Linked DNA regions of Homo sapiens: region 1 is linked to region 2. A link is a loop called in an ENCODE intact Hi-C map of the cell type or tissue named here. Cell type or tissue: HepG2. All regions are shown on one strand. Links, peaks and the distances in the headings refer to the core of each region. The heading gives the core; the rest is flanking DNA. Region 1 overlaps LINC01833 (long intergenic non-protein coding RNA 1833). Region 2 overlaps CAMKMT (calmodulin-lysine N-methyltransferase).

Region 1 (4,388 bases), core at 86-4,085, 190 kb before region 2:
CTCCTATCACCTTAGGTTCCCTTGGCTTCCACTGCCCAGAGGCCACACACTTCTTCCCAAGGTTCCCCTTCTGAACAGCCAGACCTGGTGTGCCAGGACTTGGATTTGAGAAAGGGTGGGCAGCTCCCCTCCCTAACCCATCATTGCCTCCACCATTCACAGAGCCCAGTCACATGTTATGACAAGTGGCAGTAGGGAAGGCAGGGGACCACAGCCCGTCCTGCACTCCCCCTCAACAGAGGTATCCCTTCTTTGGCTTCTAGTCCCAGGGAGGCCTGGCAAAAAAAGTGCTATAGGCAAGACCACCCTGCAAGACTGGCCTGGCAGCCTGGCAGAGAGGCAGAGAGCCAGAGCCCTGGAAGGAAGGGAAACCAAAGCAGTCATCTACTTCACCTTTTCTTAGTGGGGCAGCTGACATGGCTGGCCAGTAAATATAAGACACCCTCTTAAAAATTGTGCTTCAGTCCTCAGGAAGTGTAGCCTTCCTTCCCTTTCTGTCTCCCCTCTCCTCTGATGCCCTTTTCCCTGGACAGTCGGAGCTCAAGGTCCTTCACTCCCTCCTTGCATACACAGCTCTTGGGCCCTTAAGGGTTACTTTTGGGGGGAATTAATGCTCTGGGCTTGGGAAGCAGGCTGCTCCAAATCCACACTCAGGACTTTCTGGACCCCACCCCCCAACACACAAACACAAACATGCCCAGGATCCCTCAGACACACAGTGGGCCTGGTCAGGTTGGTAACCTCAGGACCCCGTGCCCGCGTGAGCGTCTCTGGGAGGTCGTGGAAAGGAACCAAAAGGCCAGGTAGGCCCTGGGATACAGAGAGCCCTCCAAGTCCATCTGGTTTGCTTCTCTTCCTTTCTCTCTCCCTAGCTCCGCTAGCATGCCCTGCCCCATTTCCCATCACATAACCCCCTAACTTAACCCTAAACTGGCAATCTTTAGGCATCACCTCTGAGCTGGGCAAAGGCGGTGCCCGGGCCTTGATCGACCCAGAGGGCTAAAGTAGGGGCGGGGAAGGGAGGGGTGTGCGCTGCTGGTGAGAAAGGGGACCTGAGGCGAGGGTAGAACTCAGCCCTGTGGCCTCGAGGCCAGGCCCACCGGCTGCTCAGGGGAGGAGGCGAGGGGAGGGGGCTGGGAGTCCGCAGGCATCGGTCGGGGCAGCAGGGACCTCAGGCGTCGGCGTGGGGGGCTAGATCCGGAGGAGAGGGGAGGGGAGGCGGGGGTCGGGGGATCGCGCAGGGCGGAGGAGGGGTGCAGCTCTTTAAGAGCCACACGGCTGGCAGGAGAGGCGCGCGGCCCGGTGCTGGTAGAGCACTGACCCCGAAGGGGATTTAGCGGGAAGAGAGTGGCCGGGCTCTGGGGGTTTTGTCCGAGGGGGCCGGGAGAGGCCGAGACACAAGAATAAGGAGCGGCCGCGGCATGAAAGGCGGCGAGGAGAGGCAGCACTGCTGCTCTTGACTTCTGAGCAGGGCTTAGAGAGCCTGCCCCGGCTTAAGCCGAGCTGCTGGTGCTGACCCTGAGCGCCGAGTCCGCGAGCTCTGAGTCCGGAGCCTCCCAGCCGTGGAGCCGTGGGATGAGGGGGGCGTTGGGGGACAGGGCAAAGTCGATCTTGGTTGTACAGCCGCCCGATCCTAGCGCGGAGCTGCGAGCCTGACCGGCCGCGTCTGGCATGGTCAGAGAAAGAATTTTCTTTTCCCAACTCCGGCTTTTGGTTTTGTGTGTCCACCTTGCGCAACTCCGGAGCCAGCCGACCCCACATGGATTCTCAACAGGTGGCCGGGTAAGTCCGTTTAAAGAATTCTGGTTATATGGTCAGCCCCTCCCCGACCTTCTTCCTTTTCCCCTCCCTCTTCCCCCTTTGGCTGGGCCGGGTTCCCCGTGCTCCTCCCGCAGGCGACGGCTGGGGTGGTGGTGGGGGAAGAGGCGCCCTTCCCCTGGGGGTCTCTGGGCTCCGAGTTGCAGCCCAGGAAGCCTGGCGGGCGGCCCCCAAGGAGTTCCACCCGGTACCCCCAAGTCCCGATCACTCTTAGCTCCTTGGTCTGGGCCCTGGCGCCCTGAGAGGGGGAGGGAGAAAGAACGCGCAGCAGCACCTCAAAAGCCGAAGTCCCCGGGAAGGGGGACAGGGGACCCGGTGGCCGGGCAGCCTTTGTGTGGGGGTTTACGGCGGAAACAGAACTATTCTTCTTGTGTGAGAGGCCCGGGATGTGGCCAGGGGGAGCCCGCGCCAGCCGTACAATAGCCGGCAGAAGAGCGCCTCAGCAGCCGGGGTAGGAGTGGGGTAGGGTGGGGTAGACCTGGGTGGGGGAGGGGAGGGCGAGAGAAGAGGGAGGGGAAGCAGAGAAAGGCAAAGGCGAGAAATCCAGGGCGTCCGAGTGAAAAGTCGGAAAATGTTTCCAGAGCGCGCCACAAACAGGCGCGCGCGCGCGCTTGCGGGCGCATAGTCTCTCTGTCTCTCTCTCGCACACACACAAACACACTCTTACATGCTCACACTCATTCCACACATGGAGCCCACGCACGCGGTTCCTAGTCGTGCAGGGTCGCATGCCTGGGCACCCAAAGTGAACGCAGAGTAGAGCCGCCCTCCCACCCCCACCAACGGAGAGCCCTCCCGCCCAGCCACAGGCTCCCCGACTGGGGAGCTAGGAGGGCCCCCGGGGCTGGGGCACAGGGAGGATCTTACCTGCCGAAAGGTAAGGGAAGCCGGGAGCACGGAGCAGCGGCGGATAAATATTCATTAGTAAGTCTCTCCTTTTAAGCCGCGCGGTGCGCTCTCTGGCTCCTATCTCTCTTTCCCTCCCTCCCTCTGTCCTCTTGTGAGCCTCTCTCCCCCTCTCGCTCTGTCTTCCCCCCACCCCTTCCTGCGAAATGCCGGGTGGATCCCAGTATAGCTAACCTGTTGGGAAGCCTGAGCCGCGGGCAGCGCCTCCACAGCTGTTTGCTTTTGCTCTTGGGGCGCGCGTTTCCCCATCCTCTCCCCTCTCTCCTTTTGCCCAGCCCCTCTCCCCCTCCTAAATTACTACATCATTAGCTTTATTTGGTGGGGGGACAGCTCAGCCAAACGCACCTCCCTATAGCAGGGTGAAAAGCCGCTGCTCCCCGAGGCAGCCCCAACTCCACCCCTACCCCTGCCTCACCCATCTCCATGTCCCTACCCAGTTTTGTTTATTTTTCTTCTCTCTTTCCATCTTCACTTCCGTCCTGTACCGACCCAACTCCCTTACCATTCCTCCCTTCCTCGTCGCTGCCAATACGGATCCCAGACGGGGTCGGGGCAGGGAGATGCCAAGTGAGTAGGTCCAATATGCCAAGGTCGGGACTCCACCCTGCCATGGGCGTGGGGGTAGTCCTCCAGGTCCCCCTTTCCCACGTAGGCTTTCCACCCTGACCCTAAGTGGGTACCGGGGCAGCTTGGGCCTTGGGATCAGAGCACCAGGGCGCACAGCAAGGGCCTCAGCCCTCCAGGCCTCAGCGACCTGGAGCCTGGGTCCTTTGACCCGGTCTGGGAGACTGCATGGCGGAGGGGAGGTGGCTTCACTTTGTACGAATGCTCAGGAGAGACACAACCACCGACCATCGGACTGACGTTCTCCCTTTTCAAACAAACTGACCTTAAGTCAGCAGTAAGTCTGCATCATTCTCACGAGAAAACACATCTACAAGATTCTAGAAATGCACAAGGAACCGCTTCTAGTCGCGCGTGAACACGTGCACACACACCACACCCCTCACCCCCACACACCCGAGGCCACCGTTCCCGCTGGCCTCTGAAACCTGTAGGCGCGCAGGCCCGAAAGGCTAATTCTAGCGGAGGAATACATCGCAAAACCGCCCCAGGAGAGCCCTGGCCACTCTTGTTGGCCCCCATTCTTCCAGATCCAGGCCTCTAGGATGCCCCAGGGACCCTGAAGGATGGTGAGGCCCCAGGGTGCTTGGGGGTGGTCCGGGAAGCTCACTCTGGCAGCCCGCTGAGCGCTGCGTGTTGAGGTAGGAGCTGGAGGAGGGGCCAAGGGAGGCGGGCCCAGGCCAATTCCAAGTTACAAATACAGCTGCTCCTGCGAGGCCTAGGAGAGTTTTGCCCCAAAACGTGCATATCATTCGCCCCGAGACGCCATGACCTCCCCAGACATAGCCCCAGGGCGCACTCGACCTCGAGGTGGCTTGGGTGATGGGAGCAATCGAGAGCCAGGAGACGACCTCGAGACCTCCGCCCGCCCATTCAGCCCGGCCCAGCCACAGTCCACCGAGAGACGCCCTAGATGATGGTCCTATCCTTCCCAAAGGGTGGCAAGGCGCAGGATCGCGGAGGGTCTCCCTCCTTGTCCTGAAAGGTTAAGAAATTGGGCAGATGAAGGTATTTAAAAGAGGCCTAGAGGGCCCTGGGGC
Region 2 (4,388 bases), core at 66-4,065:
TGAAAACATTAGATAGCAAACATATATTTTAAGAAAAGCTATTTCCCCAAAGATATTCCACAGATATGTTTATTTGCTAGAGAGTATGTGTGTGTACACACACACATATATTTTCCCTTATATCAATAGTCAGATCTCTCCTAAGAAGTAAGCTAATTGAGCTGTTTGTGTTGATAAACTCCTTTTTCTCCAGACTATTCCTCTCCGAGCCATAATTATTTGCAATTTGCCTAAGTCGTCCATTTACTGATACGTCAAGCATGAAACAGAGGCAATTCCAGAAAATGGAAATGCTTCTCAAAATCAATCTTTGGGAAATAATGTGGTAGAAGTTACTGTGTGATAGAAGACTACCTTATAACTGTCACATGGAGATGAATATTAATTTGTTGAGGTTAAGGTGGCTTTGTGCTTCATTTGTTGACTTTGCTTAGCCGTCAGCTAAGCAACACAGCCCAATTACTCCAGCAAAGCTATTTTTTTCTAACAGGAGTTTTGTGATTTTTATGTACTTACCAGTCAGCACACATAACAATGTCAAAATGTCCTTCCAGTTGAGAGACATCTGTCTCATTATCCCATCGTAAAACGCTTGAGGAGAAAAAGATTTTAAAAATTATACATAGGGTTTTTTTTAAATTTTGATTTTGAGCTATTAACATTATTTTTTTGTGGCACTTGAAATTATTTAAAAGGTATATACAAATTATTTCAAAAGGTATAATAAAAAATAGGATGTAACTGTCTTCTGTGTTTTATTTAGTATTCAAATCTAGAAGAAGAATTCTCTACTTAAATAAAATAGTTAACCTTTTTGCTAGTTTTTATAGGTTTTTGTAGACAAACTAGAGAAAAATATCTTATCTTTACCGTAGTCATTATAATGATTCTAGACCCTTAACATCAATAAGGTACATATTGAAACCAAAGTATTCCACATTTGACTGGAACACAAATTTATAAAAATAAATGATGTGAGACAGCTTATATCTATACTGCCTGGCATATCAGTTGCTTTTCATATTGATGAAATGAGCAATTTGGTAAGATGGAAGAAAAGAAGAGTCAAATTTCATTTGGTAGTTCTTGGTTTTTAGGCATAGTGAAAAATTCACCCACACTGACACTTAGTCTCCCAAAGGGGATCAGGTTTAAAACTTCACATTAATAACAATAATTAGTAACATGCATTTGAAAACTTTACTAATGCTTATGAGGCCAACCAGAGGTTTTTAGTTACTCTCAATTAATAACTGTGATGATTAGCATTTTACCATATTCAAGTATTTTAATGATTCGTCTTACCACAGCACCAAAACTGTGATTTACAGTACTATTTTTCAAAGTAAAATTCTGTTCCTATTTTCTATTTTGATTCTTTAAACCTAACCGGATTGAACATGTCCTACCCTGCCCAGTTATATTTGCTTATTTTGGTGGATTCATTTCTTCTATATCTTCCCTAGGTGAAAAGTCATGTGTCTGAATGTAATAATAAGTCTTATACCAGTCAGCCCAAAAGTTCTTTTCATATACAATACATTAATATATATTAATGCCAGTAAATTTCTCAAGGTAGAAAAGATTAAAGACATCACCACAAAAATACCTACACACGCTGGGCAGCAGTTGTTCATTGACTTGTCCAACTCGTTCCTACTGAGCCACTCCTCACTGTGTGTCAGGTCCTGTGCTGTGCCATAGACCATGCCTTCACAGGGGCAGCTTGATGGGCCATATGGACACAGAAACCCCCAATTCCTACGCTGTATCCTATGCATTGGGTGAATATACAGACTTGGAGCATGGGAGGGCTTTCCAGAAGCAGTGGGTTACCTCAGGGTTCACAAGTCCAGTAACACCCAGATAAGCTTTACAAATTAACTTTAGTGTTGCTGTACTTGCTGAGGCCTACTGGATAGGCAAGAAATGAAGGAAATTAGGAAATCCTAAGAGATCAATGCTTACGTTGTTTACGGATTTCTCAGAAACTCCATGCACCTGGGGAGAGCAGGAAGCAACAAACACCAACTTTTCTGGAAATGCTGAGGCTCCCAGTGTATCTGGGACTCAGGCTCAGTGAGAGATGGGGCCTTCCCAGCCCTCATCACAGCCCTGAGTTTTAGAGTCTAAGACTTGAACCATGAGCAAGATGGTTTAAAGTATACATCTATACTAGACATTCTCTGATCAGAAAAGTAATGTATCTATCCATCATATGAATTTTGAAAAAAAAAGATTAAAGTATTAAAATTACTCATAATCTTACCATTCCATAAATGTCTCTTTAGAATTTGCTTTTAATACATATGCAATTACTAAAGCACAAGAACAGACTGCAGGAAATCCTGTGGTGATAGTGGATGCTGTATTCCTGAGGTGCTTCAGCCCCTTGGTTCAACAAAGACAAACTGGAGAGATAGGGGTCTAAGCAGCGACTGGGTATGGATTCCCACAGCAGCTGTAATGAGTCATGACTCTAAAATAAATTGAAATGCCTGGCTTGGTCACATGGACCATAACACATTCCTAAAAGGTATTTTTCCCCAGTTCTCATGAGGCTTATGGCTGTGCTACATGCATGTGACAGAGAAAGAGAGTGGTATTGTGGACAGAGTTCAGCTTTAGCACAGCAGACAGACCTAGGTTCAAATCTTGGCTCCTCCCCTTAGTAGCTGTATGAGTTTAGGCAATTATTTAACCTTTCTGAGCTTGTTTTCTGATCTGTAAGATGGGGATAACACTAGCTATCTCCTTGAACATTCTAAGAGCACCATTCATACAGTACCTGGAGTTGTATTGTTCATGTAACATACAATGAGAATGGTGCTTCCTGGAGCTGTGCAGTCAGGCAGCCTGCTATCTTGGAAGACTAGAGATGATGGTGAGTTCACTGTTCACTCCTCTCCTCCAGTGACCTTGTCCTCCACCTTTGGAGATACACTCCCATGCATGCTCGTGAGAGCATGTGCTTCCACTGTGGGGGAGGACCAGACTTTGTTTGTATCTAATCTGTTGCAGACCAATACTTTTGTAAAATATAGTCACAAAAATGAGATTAAAAACACAAAGGCATTCCAAATACAAGTCCACTGATCATATGCTTGGATGTCGCAGCAGTGTTTCTAAACATTTATTTTCAATTTCTGAACTTATCTCCTTGCAGATCAGTAACACACAGTTCACAGACTGGCACCAGTCCATGGCCTACTCATTGAGTGGCACTCCTCCAAACCTATCTTTACCAGTTACTGCAACTCTAGCCAATCTCTGACCAACCCCTCCTATCTTTCACAGCTCATTCTTTCTAGAAGGTACTCTTCAGTCCCACTGGCCCACACTGATCTTATCACCATGTCACTATCCCACTTCCCTAATATTTATCTTTCTTTCTTGCTCAGCTTAAATTTCATGACTTATCATTGTAATTACTCCCTTGCATACACCCTCAACTTCCTTGTCCCTCTCTTACTTCCTCGTATTTGTTAAATCCAGCTCTCTGCCTGGTCCATGACTGCACCTGTGCACCTGAATGTGGCTAGAGACAGCACACAAGCATCCTCACTGGCTTTGCTTTAAATTCATGACTATGAACCTCAAGTGGACTCTTAATGACATCTGGCAGTTATACTTACATTTCCTTTGTCCATTTAGTTTCCCACTATCCTAGGTCATTATTTTGCACTTTGTACTCTCCCTTCAAAATTCTGACACTATTCCCCTCCTCCTCACTTTCAGCTGATGACCCTGCTTCTTGCTTTACTGTCAAAATTGCAGCAATCCAGCCGGGCACGGTGGCTCATGCCTGTAATCCTAGCACTTTGGGAGACCGAAGCGGGTGGATTGCTTAAGCCTAGGAGCTCGAGACTAGCCTGGGCAACATGGCGATACCCCCTCGCTGCTAAAAATACAAAAAATTAGCTGGGTGTGGTGGCACACACCTGTGGTCTCAGCCACTCCGGAGGCTAAGGTGGGAGGATCATCTGAGCCCAGGAAGTCAAGGCTGCAGTGAGCCATGATCTAGCCACTGCACTCCAGCCTGGGTGACAAAAATGAGACCCTTTCTCAAAAAAAAAAAAAAAAAAAAATGCAGCAATCAGTTAAGAACTTCCATAAACTCCTACCACCACACTTATGCTCCTAATAGCATCTGCATCTACACATTCTGCCTTCCTGCCCATTACCATAGATGAACTATCTATACTCCTATCTACAGCCAGTACCTTCTCTTATGCCACCTAGATCCATCCCCTTTGATCTATTCTAGGACGTGCTCTAGCAATTTCCCTTCTGTTTCCTATATCAGTTCTTTTCTCTCTCTGGATTACTTCCATCAGTATTCAAACATGGAGTTATTTCCCCCTTTGTAAAATATCCTCTCCTGACAG

The links. Hi-C counts contacts between places; a loop is a spot of excess contacts. Peaks named below come from ENCODE experiments on the same cell type or tissue, not always from the same donor. Only the 100,000 strongest peaks of a DNase experiment are listed, where the experiment ranks them.
Region 1: it touches region 2 in a loop (2.1-fold over the local background); 1 of 110 quality-filtered maps calls a loop at or near these places.

Annotation. Positions count from the first base shown.
Region 1 is chr2:44,932,674-44,937,061 of GRCh38, reverse strand. All of the region lies in intron 1 of LINC01833 (long intergenic non-protein coding RNA 1833), which reads left to right. Among named protein-coding and RNA genes, the nearest start is that of LINC01833, 4.3 kb to the left of the region's middle. RefSeq lists an enhancer at 1-181. In HepG2, for the core only: no CTCF peak of the experiment used is centred there; no DNase peak of the experiment used is centred there; H3K4me3 peaks cover 559 bases; H3K27me3 peaks cover 3,877 bases.
Region 2 is chr2:44,739,825-44,744,212 of GRCh38, reverse strand. CAMKMT (calmodulin-lysine N-methyltransferase) reads right to left here. Exons shown (of 11, transcript NM_024766.5): 8 at 517-591. Among named protein-coding and RNA genes, the nearest start is that of LINC01833, 200 kb to the left of the region's middle. In HepG2, for the core only: no CTCF peak of the experiment used is centred there; DNase peaks (open chromatin) are centred at 1,882, 2,552 and 3,712.